3 separate regions of the Homo sapiens genome follow, and all the other regions are linked to region 2. A link is an interaction called in ENCODE POLR2A ChIA-PET data of the cell type or tissue named here. Cell type or tissue: CD4-positive, alpha-beta T cell. All regions are shown on one strand. Links, peaks and the distances in the headings refer to the core of each region. The heading gives the core; the rest is flanking DNA.

Region 1 (5,402 bases), core at 459-4,458, 890 kb after region 2:
TTGCCATGGTTCATAGTTTCAGAGCAGTGAGGTCCAGCTGTTCTCTGTTACTGTCATTAGATGAATTGAGAAAGCTTGTTATAGCTTTTTTTCCCCCTTGTACATGAGCTACTTTGAAGGAGGTCTCTGTGTCTTGCAAACCAAAAAACCTTTCCAAGGCACCCAATGGTGCCTCAATGGTCTTTAGCCCAGACCTCAATGGTCTTTAGCCCAGACATCTTTCCTAACATTTTCCTTTACCATACTGGCTCAGAACAGCTCCTTCAATTTCAATGGAACTGCCAAAGAGTTTTGATTATTGCTGCTTTATAACAGTACAATATTTTTAAATCCATGAAAGAGTTCTACAACATTATCTTTTTTCCTTCGTGAATAAATATGCTTCTATTCATGAGCATTTTTTTTTTTTTTGAGACAGGGTCTCACTCTGCCACCCAGGCTGGAGTGCAGGGGCATGATCAGGGCTCACTGAAGCCTCTGCCTCCTGGGCTCAAGCGATCCTCCCATCCCAGCCTCCCGAGTAGCCCGGCTAATTTTTGTAGTTTTAGAGACTGGTCTCAAACTCCTGGACTCAAGTATCTGCCCACATACTGGCCTCCCAAAGTGCTGGGATTACAGGTGTGAGCCACCGGGCCTGGCTGTATTCATGAGCATTTTACAATTATTATGTCAAGTTCTGGTTTATAAAACTCTTAATGCCCCATTAATTATCATTGCATTAAATCTATGAATTAATATGGAAAGTGTTATTATGTCATTTATGTAATCTTTCCAGTTACAAGCAAAGATGGCTATGCATCCAGTCTGATTACCTTTATTGTGTCATTATGGTTTTAGAGTTTTCTTTTTAGTTCTTGTTAGGTTGACATTAAAGTATTTAATGGGGATTTAGAATTTCATTTGGAGATGGGATTGCTTTTTACGCTTTTATTCCTGGCTATTGATTGTAACAACTATTTTACAATCTGTTTGTTTCCTGCTGACCACTTGAGGAAATGAGAAATTGTCCAGTATGAGAAGAGGTGCTTAGCAGAAATGGATTTGAGATGCCTGTTTACTTTCACGTGTTTGTGTCTCTTGTGGACAGTGTTTGAGTAGTGACTGTCCCTTGTGAGCCATGCAGGCAGTGTACCTTTACCATTTTCCTCTACGAATAAGCAGAGTTAATTGACCTGTGCTGGGATCAAACCCATATCCTTAAACCCCCTAATGGCACAGGCAGTGCAGACCTTTGCTTTCAACAGCTCTCATTTCAAATAATTAGAGCTGCCTGGGCTGCTTTGGGAGCTATTGGTTTCTATGGTATTAAAGACTGAAGTGACTAATTATTTGAGGATTCATTGCAGGTTTTCAAGCAATGGATTAAGGGTTGGTCTAAATAACATCTTTAAAATATCATGTTTCTTTAAAATTATGTCAGTAATATGTGTTTACTGTAGAAAATAAGAAAATGCAGATAAGCTAAAAAAAAATGCCCATAATTCTACCATTTAGAGATAATCACTGTTAGGAAGACTTTGTTGTCTTTTCCTCTCCTAAATGGTTCCCTATTTCTGATGCAAATAATTATACAAATAAATATGCATACTTAATATATTTCCTAGTTTCTAAGTTGTACTTTCTCATTTTTCACATTTTTGAAATTTAGGTGCAATTTTATAATCAATGATTAAATTTAATAAAGTGTTTCTCTTCTCCCATGAAACAACCATAATTAAATAAAGTCTGTTGGGAGAAAGATTTTTAATTAAACTTTTAATTTTTAGATAATTTTAAATTTATACATAGTTGTAAGAAGTAATACAAAAAGATACCTTATATCCTTTACCCAATTACCCCTAATGGTAAACATCTTACAAACTTATAATACAGAACCACAACCAGCATACTGATATTGATACAGAACATTTCTAACATCATAGGATATCCCATGCTGCCCTTTTATAATCATACCCACCATCCTCCTACCCCCCCACCCCACCTACTCTGTTACCCTGGTAGCCACATATGTTCTTTGTTTCTATAATTTTGTCATCTGAAGAACGTTTCAAAAATGGAATCACACAATGTGTAAATTTTTGGCCTTTTTTTTCATTCAGCATAATTCTCTGGCGATTCATCCAGGTTTTGCATGCATTGATAATGTGTTCTTTTTTATTGTTGAGTAATATTCCACAATATAGATGTACTCAATTTTTAAACTATTCACTCATTGAAGTATATCTGGATTGCTTCCAGTTTTTGGTATTACAAATAAAGCTGCTATAAATATTCATGTACAGATTTTTGTGTGAATGTAAGTCTTCATTTGTCTGAGATAAATGCCCAGGGGTGCAATTGCTGGGTTGTATGGTAGTCACATGTTTAGCTTTTAAAGAAATTGCCAAACTGTCAGAGTGGCTGTCCCATTTTACTTTCCACCAGCAATGTATGAGTGATTTGTCTTTTCTTCATCCTTAGCAGCATTTGGGGGCTATTTTTTATTTCAGCCGTTCTTACAAGTAAGTGAATTTCTTTAATAGTTATAGTACTTTTCTTTTCTTTCTTTCTTTCTTTTTTTTTTTTTGAGAAGGGTCCCACTCTGTTGCCCAGGCTGGAATGTGGTGGTGCAATCACAGCTCACTGCAGTTCAACCTCCTAGGCTCAGGCCTTCCTCCCACCTCAGCCTACCAAGTAGCTGGGACTACAGGTACACATCACCACGCTTGGCTAATTAAAAAAATTTTTTTGTAGAGATGGGGTCTTACTTTTTGTCCAGGCTGGCCGTGAACTCCTGGGCTCAAGTAATCCTCCTGCCTCAGCCTCCCAAAGTGCTGAGATTACAGGCATGAGCCACAGCACCCAGCCTATAGGGCTCTTCAAATGATCTATTTCATATTGGGTGACTTGTGGTTGCATTTTTCAAGGAATTGCTCTATTTAAACTAAGTTGTCAAATTTATGTGTATAGAGTTGTTTTTAGTATGCCTTTATTATCCTTTAGATGTCTGCAGGGTCTGTAATGGTATCTCCTATTTCATTCCTGATATTAGAAAGTTGTGTCTTTTATCTTTTTTCTTTCTCAGTCCTGCTAGAGGTTTATCAGTTTTACCGATCTTTTCAAAGAACCAGCTCTTAGTTTTGTTAATTTTCTCTATTCTTTGTTTTTCACTTTCATTGATTTCTGCCCTTTGTTATATTTCCTTCATTTGCTTTGTGTTTATTTTATTCGCTTTTTCTAGGTTCTTGAATGTGAGCTTAGATTATTGATCCGATAATTTTCTTCTTTTCTTATATATGCTTTTAGTGCCATGAATTTCTCTGAGAGACATTTTATATTGCATAGAGAAAGCCTTAGTGTATCTGCTATGTTTATAGCTACCTACCAAGGAATTCAATTCAACAAATATTTATGGAGCACTTGGGCCAGGCACTGTTCTAAATCCTTGGTATATCATGGAGCAAAGCAGACAAAGATCTCTATCTTTGTGGAGCTTATATTCTAGCAGGGAGAGATAAGCAATAAGTAGTAAGCAAAATGTATATAATATGTTAGAAAATGGTAAGTGCAAGAACAAAAGGTAAAGCAGCGGCAAGAAGGCATGGATCTGTGGGGAACTATAGTGTTTATTTCCACAGTATTTACTGTACGGCATTTATCCACCACAGTTGTAGAATAAAATAAATTAGTCAGGCAAGCCTTCTGGAGAAGTTGAAATTTGAATAAGGATCTAAAGGAATTAGGGGAGTTACTCAAGCCATTATCTGAAAGAAGATTTTTTTCAGACAGATAGGGCAGCTGGAACAAAGGCCCCATGGTGGGAGCATACCTGGATATCTGACAAAAAGCAAGGCCAGTGTGGCCGGAGTGAAGTGAGCAAGGGAAAGTGGTAAAGATGGAGTTGGAGGTAATGGGGCTAGGGCTTTGGCTTTTACTTTGAGTGAAATGGGGAGCCAGGAGTATATGTGAAACAAAGGAATGACATGATATGACTAAGGCTTTAAAATAATCACTCTAGCTGCTATATTGGGAATAGACTATGGGTAGAAGCAGGTGACTTCTTAAGCTACTGGAGTAATGCAAGTGAAAGGCAGAGTGGCTTGGAGCAGAGGGGTAGCAGTGGGAGCAATGAGAAGTGATTATATTCTAAATATATTCTGAGGGTAGAGCTAATAGGATTTCTTCACAGTTGGACATGAGGTATTAGAAAAAGAGAAGGGTCTGGATAACTAGCTTGATGTAAATCCTTCAACATAAGTGGCCACATGTGATACCATATGCACACCTCCAACCCCTACAACTCTGCTTACTGCTTGTTAGGCTATGATAGGCCCTTACCTAGGGGCAGCTGATCAATAGGCTGGACATTGGCCTGTTGGGTGTCCTGGCAGGAAAATTCTGCCCAAACACATGGCAATTAACTATGTCAATAAGATATTTTATTTCAATAATCAGAACTGGAGAGACACAGGGAAAAATTCTTCAGTGAATGAAAGCTCAAAGGTGCAGAGTGAAGCCAGTATCAGACTTCATGAGTAAGCAGAAACCATGAATAAACAGGAGCGCTGAGCAAACAGAAGCCACAAGGCAGTGAAAAGATACAAAGAATAACAACATAAATGATAGAAGATAACCAAGACAAATCAAACCCTCAGGAGAGAGTCAATGGCTGGGTCTCGCTCACAGGCCAATCCTGGAGCCAGTCAGTTCCTCTGTTACCAGAACTGGGAGAATGGTGCTAGACAGGCAAAAACGACAGGTGTGCACCAGACATGTAGAGTCAGGCTGGAATCAGTGCCATGGAAGTCAGAACCACATGAGAGTCAAAATTATGAGGGTGCAAGAAAGCCAGAGAAAGCAGAGGAAACCTGTCTGCTGAGAGAATCAGAAAAGTGTAGCTAGCAGATGCTCAGAGAGGCACAGATGGCAGAGGATGCATCCACCTGAGAGTTGGGACTTCTTCTGATCTTCCTGTTTCAGTCCCAACGCAGGGTGGCCTAGCTATGCTGAACCCTGCACTTTGGTGCCTCAAGAGATTGCCTCTTGTGTCTGTTCAAAACACCTTCTTTTCTATTTTAGCTAGTGTGAGTAGTTTTTGGTCTATGCTCCCAGGATAAAGATGAGACATTTGGCTGGAAGTTTCTTGATATCTACTTATCTCTCAGATTTGAGCATGGCAGATAAGGTACAGGAAGTGAAAATGTAAATATCTGGTATAAAGAAGAACTAACTGTAACCATGCAAGGCATTTTACATGCCTTCTTTCATTTACTCTGTAGTGTGAGGGAGGTATCATTACTAAGGCTCACAGAAACTTAGTACAGTTCATCCTCATTATTCATGAATGGATTTGCCTACTTGCCAAAATTTATTTGTAGCCCAAATCAGTGCTCATGGAACTTTTGTGGTCATTTACAGATATG
Region 2 (5,402 bases), core at 948-4,947:
TTGAGTTAAGTAAGTAAAAAAGTAATGTGAATTTAGTCACAAGAAAGCTGGAATGAAGATATTAATGTTTGGGCTGGTAGTTAATTGTGTTTAGTGGCAGGTACTCTATACAAATTTAAATATTTTCACAGTTATGGTCAGATTCATAGGAAAGATGATGGTATGACCCCTTGTAATGTTTTAATCTTTGGCTGGAAGATCATGGATGCTTTAAAATGCTTGCACTTTTTAGTTTTTTCAAATTTAAAAAAATGAGCAGGCAGACCGCCTGAGCTCAAGAGTTCAAGAGCAGCCTGGGCAACATGGCAAAACCCCTTTTCTATCCAAAAAAAAAAAAAAAATTAGTTGGGCAAGGTGGTGTGCACACCTGTAATCCCAGCTACTTGGGGGGCTGAGATGGGAGCCTGGGAGGTTGAGGCTGCAGTGAACCTTGATCATGCCGCTGTACTCCAGCCTAAGTGACAAAGTGAGACCCTGTCTCAAAAAAAAAAAAAAAAGTGAGCATTATTTTTATAATTAGTGGGGACAAGCATTCAACTGAAATGAGCTAATACTCAGGAAAATGTGGGTAGGCTAGTCTGAACTTGGGGTAGGAGAGAAGATAGTCTTATTTCAGTCCCTACTTGGTAAGAGCCACCTTGGTAGGTGTGTTCCTATCTTGGAAATGACTGGATTGTCACTGATGGAAACTGAAACTGTATGTACTGAAAGGTGGTATTTGCTTAACCTGAAGGATCAAGTTACTAACCCACCCTGAATGGTGGAGATACAGTCTTTGTTTTCCTGAACACTTGTTTTCTTAGAGTTTAATACATGAATTTAAGGTTTAAAAAAACCCAACAAACCACTGATAGAATTGTGTCATTTTAACTGCTTCTTTTGGCTTTATATCCTTCTTCCTACACATTGGTTCTATAGTTCCTCTCATTAATGGGTTTGCAACAGGCTTAGAGTTTCAGTTCAGTAAGACAAAATGGAAGTGCTGGATTTAGATATAGCTGATCAACTTAAACACTTATAAATTCACCATTGTTTTCGGTTCCCAATTTGAAGAGTGGAGACAGAAGTCAAGAAAATAAGCTTTTCTTATTCAAAGAATGATTCCCAAACCAATAGGATTTGCCCTAGGATCAGTACAGACTTATTACAGTCTCCTAAACAGAGAGGAAAGAGTTGCGTAAATTCATCTAGCTTTTAGTTTAATTTCACTTAGCCCATAGGGATTCTGAGAGGAAACGATATTAATGTGATTCCTATTTCATCTAGGCACTGTAGCATAATCCTTCAACAAATTACCACATTTGATTCTCATATAATTCTCTAAAATGTGAATACCATATTACAGATGAGGAGAGTGAGACTCAGAGAAGTTAGTAACTTTCCAAGGTTGGAGAGCTAAGTGACAGAGCTGGGATTCAAACCTTTCTTTGTCTAACTCCAAAACTCCATGCTTGTGAAACTAATAGCACGGAGGACTGATTTATACCTTCAACTGAAAAAAAATGCCACAAGCCTTAGGTATTTGTTACCTTAGAAGATGAGACTCTTGCTCTGAGTGTTTGTGCTCTGTGACACTGCCTCTAAATAAATGACAGTGATTTTTTAGTGTCTAATAGGATACCTTATATTTTCTTGCTTTAGAGATGTATGTTTTCATATTTTAGAATTTTTTGAAGATGTATATTGTCTATATTTACTTCAAAATGTTTGTGAAATGGTTACTATGTCTTAAATGTATCTCAAAATTGATGAAGCATGGCATATGCCTGTAGTTTTCACACATAAGTATCTTACCAATTTGTTGTGCACTTTTTCTTCCCAGCCTTCCCCATCTTATCCTATTATTTTTTTAAATATGATTTAATAAATAATTGAAATATATACTACCAATAAAATAACTCATTCTCTTTCATTAGTTAACATTACAGTGTACAGAAAAGCATTATGATGTAGAAAATTCAAATTGGGCCGGGTGCGGTGGCTCACGCCTGTAATCCCAGCACTTTGGGAGGCCGAGGTGGGCGGATCATGAGGTCAGGAGTTCGATACCAGCCTGGCCAATATGGTGAAAACCCCATCTAGTAAAACTACAAAAATTAGCCGGGCGTGGTGGCGCCCACCTGTAGTCCCAGCTACTCGGGAGGCTGAGGCAAAAGAATTGCTTGAACCCGGGAGGCAGAGGTTGCAGTGAGCCAAGATAGCGCCACTGCACTCCAGCCTGGACAACAGAGCAAGACTCCGTCTCAAAAAAAAAAAAAAAAGAAAAAAAGAAAATTCAAATTGAACTGTGAATCAGCAGATCTGAGCTTTAATTTTGGTTTTGTTAGCTACTTGATGTGTAACTTGCTAGGCAAGTCACTTCCCCTCTATGGGCTTTAGTTTCCTCATCTGTAAAATGGAGGGGGAGGAGAAATTTTAAGCCCGTCTTCCTTGAATAGGTTGTATGCCTTCTTTCTAATTAAAAACATAGATGCCCTAGATGCCTTTCTTAAAAACTGTATTACTGCATTTTACAATATTTTCTTTTAATCTTCCTTCTTTCCCTTCTTAATTTAGTAGAGAGGATAAATTATTTTTGGTATCCTACATTTACCAGGACAGCATATCTTAGGAAGCAGGGACCCAGAAAATAATGAATGAGTGAATATATGTTTTATTTGAGCTAATGAAAAATTTTTTAAATAAAGTACCGTCAAAAAGATGTTGAAGTTTCATTGAAAAGTAGTTCTACCTAAAGAATGAAACGTGTTTAGTAAAGTTCAATTGGTCTGTTCTGTATTGGATAGATGTACAAAGAAGAACACTCTTGAACTTGTCTTTAAGAAGCCCTCTTACTAGTAGGAGAGGCAAGCTTCTAAACTTTGTATTATGGAAAATTGACAGCAATAATACACACATCACCAACTTTAAGAGTTACTAACTTGTGGTCAGTCTTGCTTCATCCATACCTCCATCCACTTCCTTCTTTATTTTGAAGCAAATCCCTAGACTTTTTTTTTTTTTTTAACCAGTTGTTACCATGCAGTGTGATAAGTATAATAATAGACATGTTAATCCAAGTGAGGTGCAAATTTGTTCATATAAATATATTTTGAGACTTGAGCATTATACTGTTCTGGGCACGAGAAATTAGATATAGTAAGCTACTGTAGGGCAGGGATAATATAATTGAAGAGACTGTACATATGTGAAACAGAATGTAGCAACACTGGATCATGTGCCAAAATTGGTGGTAGAGACTCTTAAGTGGGAACTGACATTATTTTAGAATGAAAGTAGAACTTAAACAAGTGGCGATAGAGAGAAAGAACATTCAGGGATAAGGTGAGGGTAATCACATGGATAAAGCGTGCGGTTAGGAAATCTAATTTTGGCGCTATAGAATAAGTTATATCTAAATCTGTATCTCTCTATCTTTATCTTTTAGACTACTACAACATGTAATTGGCATACTGTAGATGTTATATCAGAACTTGAACAAAGCCGGTTGCTGTAGCAGAAATTAGGACACACTACTTTGTGAATATATCACTGTTCGTGGTTAATTTTTTGGCACGTTCTGTTAAAAAGCCTTCTAAATATCTTAATACCACATGTATTAATGGATCCATTCTTGTTAGAATGTTTGTGGGTTTGTGCCATCAGCTTTGGTGTGCAGTTGTGTGTGTGTGTTTAACTTAAATGTTAACTATTTGACAATTTTAAGATTATTTTGAAATATCTAGTTTAGATCATTCTTGTCTTACATGAAATTTTTTCCAGAAATGTTGGCATAATTCATGAGAAATCCTTGAATTTAGGGAATTGTTACCATTATAGCTTATTTTGAAGTATTCTGAGAATAAAATCTTAAAGTATATTCCCTAATGCAGAAATTGCTTGTCAAAGGTCATGAACTTCTCTGAGCATCTCCTCAAAGTGTTGTGCTATCTCATCAGAAAAATGTACGTTCAAATATCCTTGGGGGGTCTGTGGATTCTGTCTTAATAATTTATTCTTTAATGTGTAGGCAGAAAGCATACTGCTAAAATTCAACTCAATTATCTTTCTGTGTGTTCTGCTTGCCTTTTACAAACAAGTGTTTTTAATTATTAAGAGTGATAAAATGATAAAGCTTATTATTGCAAATGCCTAATTAAAAAATTAGACATTCTTAATTGAATTCTTGGGGAAAAACAAGCTGTAGCCAGTTTAATAAATAGGAATTATTTCACTAAAGATTTTGGAATAAGCATGTGGTACTTTATTTATGGCTCCTGTCCATCCTGGATTAACAGGAAGTAGAATATATGACATATGAATGAATAAATGCATAAATACCTTTTTTTCCCCCAGAAGTAAAAACTTTGACTTACTGTGTCCTTAGGCAGTTAAGATCTGTGGAGGAAAGGATCTGCTAAAGTATTTTGAGGTTCACATCTGTGTTGAAACAACCAGAAGTAATGCAGGAGCTTAGAAACTGTTTTTGGCTGACAAAGGATTGATTCTCAGTGGAGCCCTGAGATACAAGTGCTCATAGTTCACTTAGTTTGAGGAATGGCCCTAAATGAGTTTCTTAGAAATAGGTGGTTTTAAAAACTTGTGGATTGTAATTAAAATGTAATTATGATAATGATTATGAGCATAAGCAGAATTCTCAGGAGATAGGAACAGGTGAATTAGCTGGTAATGGGACATTTGACCCCACAGAGCTGTGCACAGACTGTTCGAAGTTCAGTGAATATTAGGTGAATTGCTTTAAAGTGATACCCTTGTGACCTGTTGGAGTTAATAATTTTTCAAGTACCTAATCTACTAGTAGGAAACAACTTATTCCAATACATAGTAGTAAAAATACAGACTGTGAAAGCCAGAAGAGATTTTAACAATCAGTGATCTGGCCTCTCCTTCAATAAATTTAAAGAGTGATCAGAGAGGTTGACTTGCCTAAGGTCTGTTGGTTATGGCAATCCCAACAGCGTTGTTTCTCATTACCTGATTTTTGGTAAGTCTATTGTGCTTATTTATTTTGTTTGTCTTTTCATTCTGGATCTCAGTATTTGGAGAAGGAAGTATATTAACTTTAGCATGGTAACTAGATTATTGGTAAATTGGCTAAGAATTCCCTGAAATGTTATACCATAATGTTTTTACTTTGCCATCATATACTCCTTCCATCTTTAACATAATAACCCATAGTTACAAGATTTATTAGGGTAGGCGTGTTTTAGGAGCTTAATTCCATTCCACAGTTGGAAACAGATATTAAGAATCCACAGTTCTTAAAACATTTTCCTCATGCTTTTTTATACCTTTCTAGGATGATCTTTGCCTAACAGCATTTAGTTGCAAGCTGTGTCTATGAACTTGGCAAAGTTTTAAAAATAAACTAGGAAAAGATTTTTGAGAAGAGAGTTTGTTAT
Region 3 (5,402 bases), core at 459-4,458, 170 kb after region 2:
AGGCCCACCAGGAGAGGGAGTGGGAAAGCCTTTACCTGCCTCACCTACATTTCCTCCCTGTCCTCATCACCACCCCCACTCCTCACTGGGACAGCTATTGCCCAGATAAACAATAGCTTGCCTCCTCCATGTGTCCACATTCAAACACAGCAGAAGAGGCTTTATCTTTTCCGAACCAAACTGCTGCCTTGAAATGTTTCCCTCTCCCAAAGAAAAAATTAGTCTTGCTTCAAAGATGATGTATTAGTTTCCTACGGTTCTGTAACAAATGGTCACAAACTTGGTGACAAACTTGGATAACAAAAGCTTATCACTTAACAATTCTAGAGGTCACAAGTCTTAAATGCACTTCACTGGAGTAAAATTAAGTTGTTCCTTTTGGAGGCTTGAAGAGGGAAATTGTTTCCTTGCCTTTTGCAGCTTCTAAAGGCCTCCTGCGTTCCTTAGTCTCCTTGTGTCTTCAAAACCAGCAGCGGCCAGTTGAGGCTCTCTCACTTCTGAGTCTGACTTTCCTGCCTCTCTCTTTCCCTCATAAAGACTCTTGTGATGATATTGGATCCACCTGGAAAATTCAGGCTGCTCTCCCCATCTCAAGATTTTGAGAATGTCTGCAAAGTTGCTTTTGCTATGTAAGGTAGCATATTCACAGATTTGGGGAATTAGGACTTGGACCTCCTGTATTTGTGGGGGAAATTATTCTGCCTACCACAGATGAGTTCTCTTTTACTACTTGAGAAATAGGAAAAACATTTTAAACTTTAAAATAACTTTAAAAGAGTGGTTTGGGCTGGACACAGTGGCACACGCCTGTAATCCTAGCAGTCTGGGAGTCTGAGGTGGGCAGATCACCTGAGGTCAGGAGTTTGAGACCAGCCTGGCCAACATGGCAAAACCTGATCTCTACTAAAACGTACAAAAATTAGCTGGGTGCGGTGGCAGGCACCTATAATCCCAGCTACTCGGGAGGGTGAGGCAGGGAGAATTGCTTGAACCCAGGAGGTGGAGGTTGCAGTGAGCCAAGATCATGCCACTGCACTCCAGCCTGGGTGATAGAGTGAGACTCAGTCTCAAAAGAAAAAAAAAGAGTGGTTTGTTCTGAGCACATGTATAAATAATTTATAATAAGATGGAGATATTTTTGTTGTAATTCTTCATGGAAAGAGCCCGTATTTCTTTGGAAGAAATAAGGCAATATGGGATGTGGAGGAACGAGAGGGGTGGGATGGGCGATAGGGAAGTGAGTCCTTTATGACATTTTAATATAACAAAAGATGGTCACTATAGTGTGTTCTGCAGATAGCGAAGCCTGTGGAGGACCCTTTATTTACAGAAGAGGGTAATAGAGTCGATATGTAAACTTGAGAGTGGGAACAGGGGTTGAGTTACTTAACAGGGGAGATAGAAAATTGAGATTCTCAAAGGAAAATTTAAGATGAAAGGATATAAGAACTGAGTCCCGCTAAGAAAGGGGGAGGGAAAGAAATAATATAACCAAACTATACCAGTCAAAAAATTAAACTTATGGCTAGAATGGGCAATGGGCATGTGAGATATGGGGACACCCTCATTCATTTTGGGGGGGTCTTCATTCAAGTTCACCTTGCTCACTAATGTCATAGGGGAGCATGAGATAGGAGGAGATGAAAAAAATGCAGAGTTCTACCCCGGGGCAGTACACAGTAAAAGGAGTGGTACTTGTAGGGTTCAGGGCAAGAGACAAACTGCATTTGGGTTGCAATTGACATAGGAGTTAACTGTGGTTCCTCCCATTATATGTAGCACCAAACTCCTTGTCTGGTCTACGTGAGTGGTCTTGCATCATCTGGCTGCTGCCATCTCTGACACCTTTCTGAGCACTCTTTCCCCTCACTACATCCACCCACTATCTCCCCTAAAGTCCCTGAAGGGCCCAACATGGTCCTAATTTTCACTTGTTTATTTGTTTTTACATCCCTCTCTACAACTAATCTGTAAACTCAACAAACTCATGCATACTTTTTAAAATCACAACATAGCTCCTAACCTTGAACCGGGAGCATAGACAAGTGTGTGGGATTTTGTTGAATGAATGAATAAGTCATCGTCTTTGGCTTATTCTTCTTAATTTCATTTTTTCAGCTTATTTCTAAGTCCCAGTTGGTTCTTCCTCACTCATTTCAGATGCCTCTTCCTGTCCATATCACTTGCTTCTGCATAAAGTGGGTGCAGAAGATAATGAGACGGATTTGACCGCGGTGAACAGGCAGGCACACAAGATGGAGCAGGCCCTGGTGATAAACCCCAATTCAAGTGAGAGGAAGTATGAGGAACCAGATTGGAAGATGGAGTCCAGTGCCCAGAGATCATGGTCCAGGCAGGTAGTGTAACCATGTGCTGCTGTACAAGAGGGAACCAGAGGGTTTTCTGACAGGTGTTGGGATCAATGAGATAATGGAAGGAAGGTAGATATGTGGGGGACTCGAGGTTTAGGACTGAAACCAGAGCATGAGTGTCTGTGTGTGGATATATGTATGCTGGTTTGGGGGCATCTTGCCTAACCTTGCAGAGCCTTGCTTTATACATCAGTTAACTGGGAAAGACAATATCTGTTTGGTAGGGTTGCTGGGAGGATTAATTGTGATGTTGCGTGCTAATGTCTGGCACACAGTTGGCACTCAAAACTATTGGTGTCCCATTCTTCAAACTTAGCTGACATCTCTTTCAGGCACCCCTCAACCATATGTGATCTTGGCTCTCCTCAACACCCACATATAGTTGTTGGTACCTCTCTCTAATGGCATTTGCATTTTCTGCATTTTATTAAGAGTTTCATTTCCCTTGTTCTATCTCCCTGTTCAGATTTTAAGCTCTTGAAGGCAAAGCCTAAATTGTCTTTATCTTAGCAGCCTCCACAGAAGGTGCTACGGAACTGGCACAGTGACTTGCAGCTGTGCTCAAAGTGTTTAATAAGCATTTGTTGAATGTAATTGAAATGTCGAAAACAACCTGATCCCATTGTCATTCTGAGAAATATCAGTCTTAAGAGCCAGGCTATCATGCATTATTCATGAGAGAATCACCCTCAACGTTCTTGTTTCCTGGTCTACCATTAGAGGAGGAGGCAGGTCAGTGGTGTGGACAGAAGATCTGATCTCTCTCTCCATTAGCTCACCCCAGGCCCAGTGAGGTTAGCTTGGCATTGCCAATCACAGAACCAGAGTCCTTGCAGTTCTCTCTCATAGAAGCTCTGATGGGAATATTGGTCTTTTAATACAATGCCAGCTTCAAATATATTATTTTTTCACATTTTTAGTTGTTTTAAAAAAGTAAAACTCTAACACTAAGTGCAGTCCCAGAGGACAGATATCGTTTAGTGAAAGAAGTCATACCTTTGGCATTAAAACAAATGTTTAGGGAAAGGAGGTACAGAAAATCTGGATATGACCATAGTTGGCTCCTCCATGAGATGGCACACACAGAGCCTTCCTTTATTTTTATTTCCTAATTTGATAAAAAGTTTGAGGTTTTATGCTGTCATAGAGTGGGTGGGCCTCTGATATTTATGTGGCTGATTTCATGTACTCTGACAGTTGCATCCCAATTCTGACAGTTGAAAAACCATCTCCCACTTATCAGCACACTGGGGTGTTGATATTGTGTTGGTGTGTTCTGGGAGCATCCTGAAGCTACACTTAGAGACCCAAGGATTTTCAGTCTTTTTAGAATTTAAAGCATACTTAGTTTGAATCGATTCACTCACAAAATTACACGTTTCTGGAAGGACTAAACAATCAACTAGAGATCATTTCGAGTTGAGTTTGTAGGAAAACACACAGTCTCTTTGCTCACACATTATTTTTGCTACGTTTCCAGCAGACCCTCGCCAATCAAGGCACCTTATCTTTGCAGATGCCACTTCTTCTCCTTGGGATGTTTCCCATCCCATGTCCTTATGGGGTGTAAGGTCATCTTTAGCTAAGGTCAAATGTCATCTTCCCCAGTCCCAGCTGGAGTGAATTGCTCCCTCTTTTCATTCCCACATAATTGTATACACCTCTCTCTGGTGCTGCTTTTTATATTGCTGCAATTATCTGTTTAAATGCCTGTCTCCTTTTGTAGATTGTGAATCCTTTAGTGACAGAGATGACTTTCTTTCCTAAGACCATTTTCCTGCTTCTCTTTGTATCCCATGACCTGCATGAAAATGAAAAAACTCGCAGGCCAGTCTCAAGGAATTGACAGTTATGAATATACAAACAGAATAGTTTAAAATCCTGCTCTACAATGATTAGAATCATAGCAAACTGTAAAAAAGTAAAAAGGGTACTGTAGATTATAATGGTGAAACAAAAGACACATACAATCAAAATATATATAATACTTGCAAACAAGGTGTACCTAAGAGATGGCAGGAATGCTTCCTGCCCCCACCATTGCCTGCTGGACTTAATGTAAATAAGAAACAAGCTTCTATAGTGTTAAATCTCTTCTTACCCTTCTACTCATGTATTACTTATTCTCTGTTCTCTTAGCAACCACTCTTTTCCACACTTAGGTTATTTTTATCTTCAAAATAAGTAGTTGAAATAGTAGTTATATTTCATGCAGAATAGTTTCACTGCTCATTATTTATGCATTTCTGTAGCCAAAATTTCTCCTTTTAACATTCTTTGTCATTCTAGATAATGCCCTCCAATGACTTGAATGAAATAACTATTTGGGTTGTAAAGTTTCTGAAGAATTTCACATCTCATTACATTCATGAAAAAAATAGTAGCTTGAATGGACATGGCCATTTCCTATCACTCTTTTTCTTTAAAAATTTTGAAAATAAAATTCATTGTCTTCTGACACTGTAAGTTAAAGTAGAGAAAGGCGAAACTATCTGATATGGGCCCATTGGAATTTTTTCTAGATAATACATCGTGAAGAGATTAATGCATGGCTAGAGGGGTGGGAGGTAGATCTATGAAACATGCATATCCCCCAGTCCTACTCACCATCTTCCTGGTTCCCACCTCCCTCTCACCACAGGTAATAATTATTATTCTGTATAGCTAGTAGATACAACCATTGGAAGAAGTTTCTTATGTGTCAACAAGTAAACATTAATATATATTACTATTCCCCATCCTTATAAAACAGGAGGGGAAAAAGTGAAGATAATTATTTTAATTTGGTTGGAACGAAAGCAGAATACAAAAGGCATAAAATAGGTAGATTAGCTCTCTGATTAAGCTAATGATTAATGAGAAAGCACAAAGGAAGAAAGAAAATCCAAAAAGGTCCAACTCCTTATCTGCCATAAAAGGACCTCTAGGTTATGCAACAATAGACAAATATAAATTGATGGTTATAGGACATGGGCTATTTATGCAAGTTCTGAAGTTAATAATGAGTAATATGAAAACCAAGTATTTACC

The links. Peaks named below come from ENCODE experiments on the same cell type or tissue, not always from the same donor. Only the 100,000 strongest peaks of a DNase experiment are listed, where the experiment ranks them.
Region 1: POLR2A ChIA-PET joins it to region 2 with 5 read pairs; 2 of 35 experiments call an interaction of 5 or more read pairs at or near these places.
Region 3: POLR2A ChIA-PET joins it to region 2 with 6 read pairs; 2 of 35 experiments call an interaction of 5 or more read pairs at or near these places.

The regions. Positions count from the first base shown.
Region 1 is chr11:14,562,232-14,567,633 of GRCh38, forward strand. It overlaps a transcript of PSMA1 not described here. Among named protein-coding and RNA genes, the nearest start is that of PSMA1, 45 kb to the left of the region's middle. In CD4-positive, alpha-beta T cell, for the core only: no CTCF peak of the experiment used is centred there; no DNase peak of the experiment used is centred there.
Region 2 is chr11:13,672,064-13,677,465 of GRCh38, forward strand. The region is part of intron 1 of FAR1 (fatty acyl-CoA reductase 1); the gene reads left to right. Among named protein-coding and RNA genes, the nearest start is that of FAR1, 6.1 kb to the left of the region's middle. In CD4-positive, alpha-beta T cell, for the core only: no CTCF peak of the experiment used is centred there; a DNase peak (open chromatin) is centred at 2,928.
Region 3 is chr11:13,838,495-13,843,896 of GRCh38, forward strand. The region is part of intron 3 of LINC02548 (long intergenic non-protein coding RNA 2548); the gene reads left to right. Among named protein-coding and RNA genes, the nearest start is that of LINC02545, 29 kb to the right of the region's middle. In CD4-positive, alpha-beta T cell, for the core only: no CTCF peak of the experiment used is centred there; no DNase peak of the experiment used is centred there.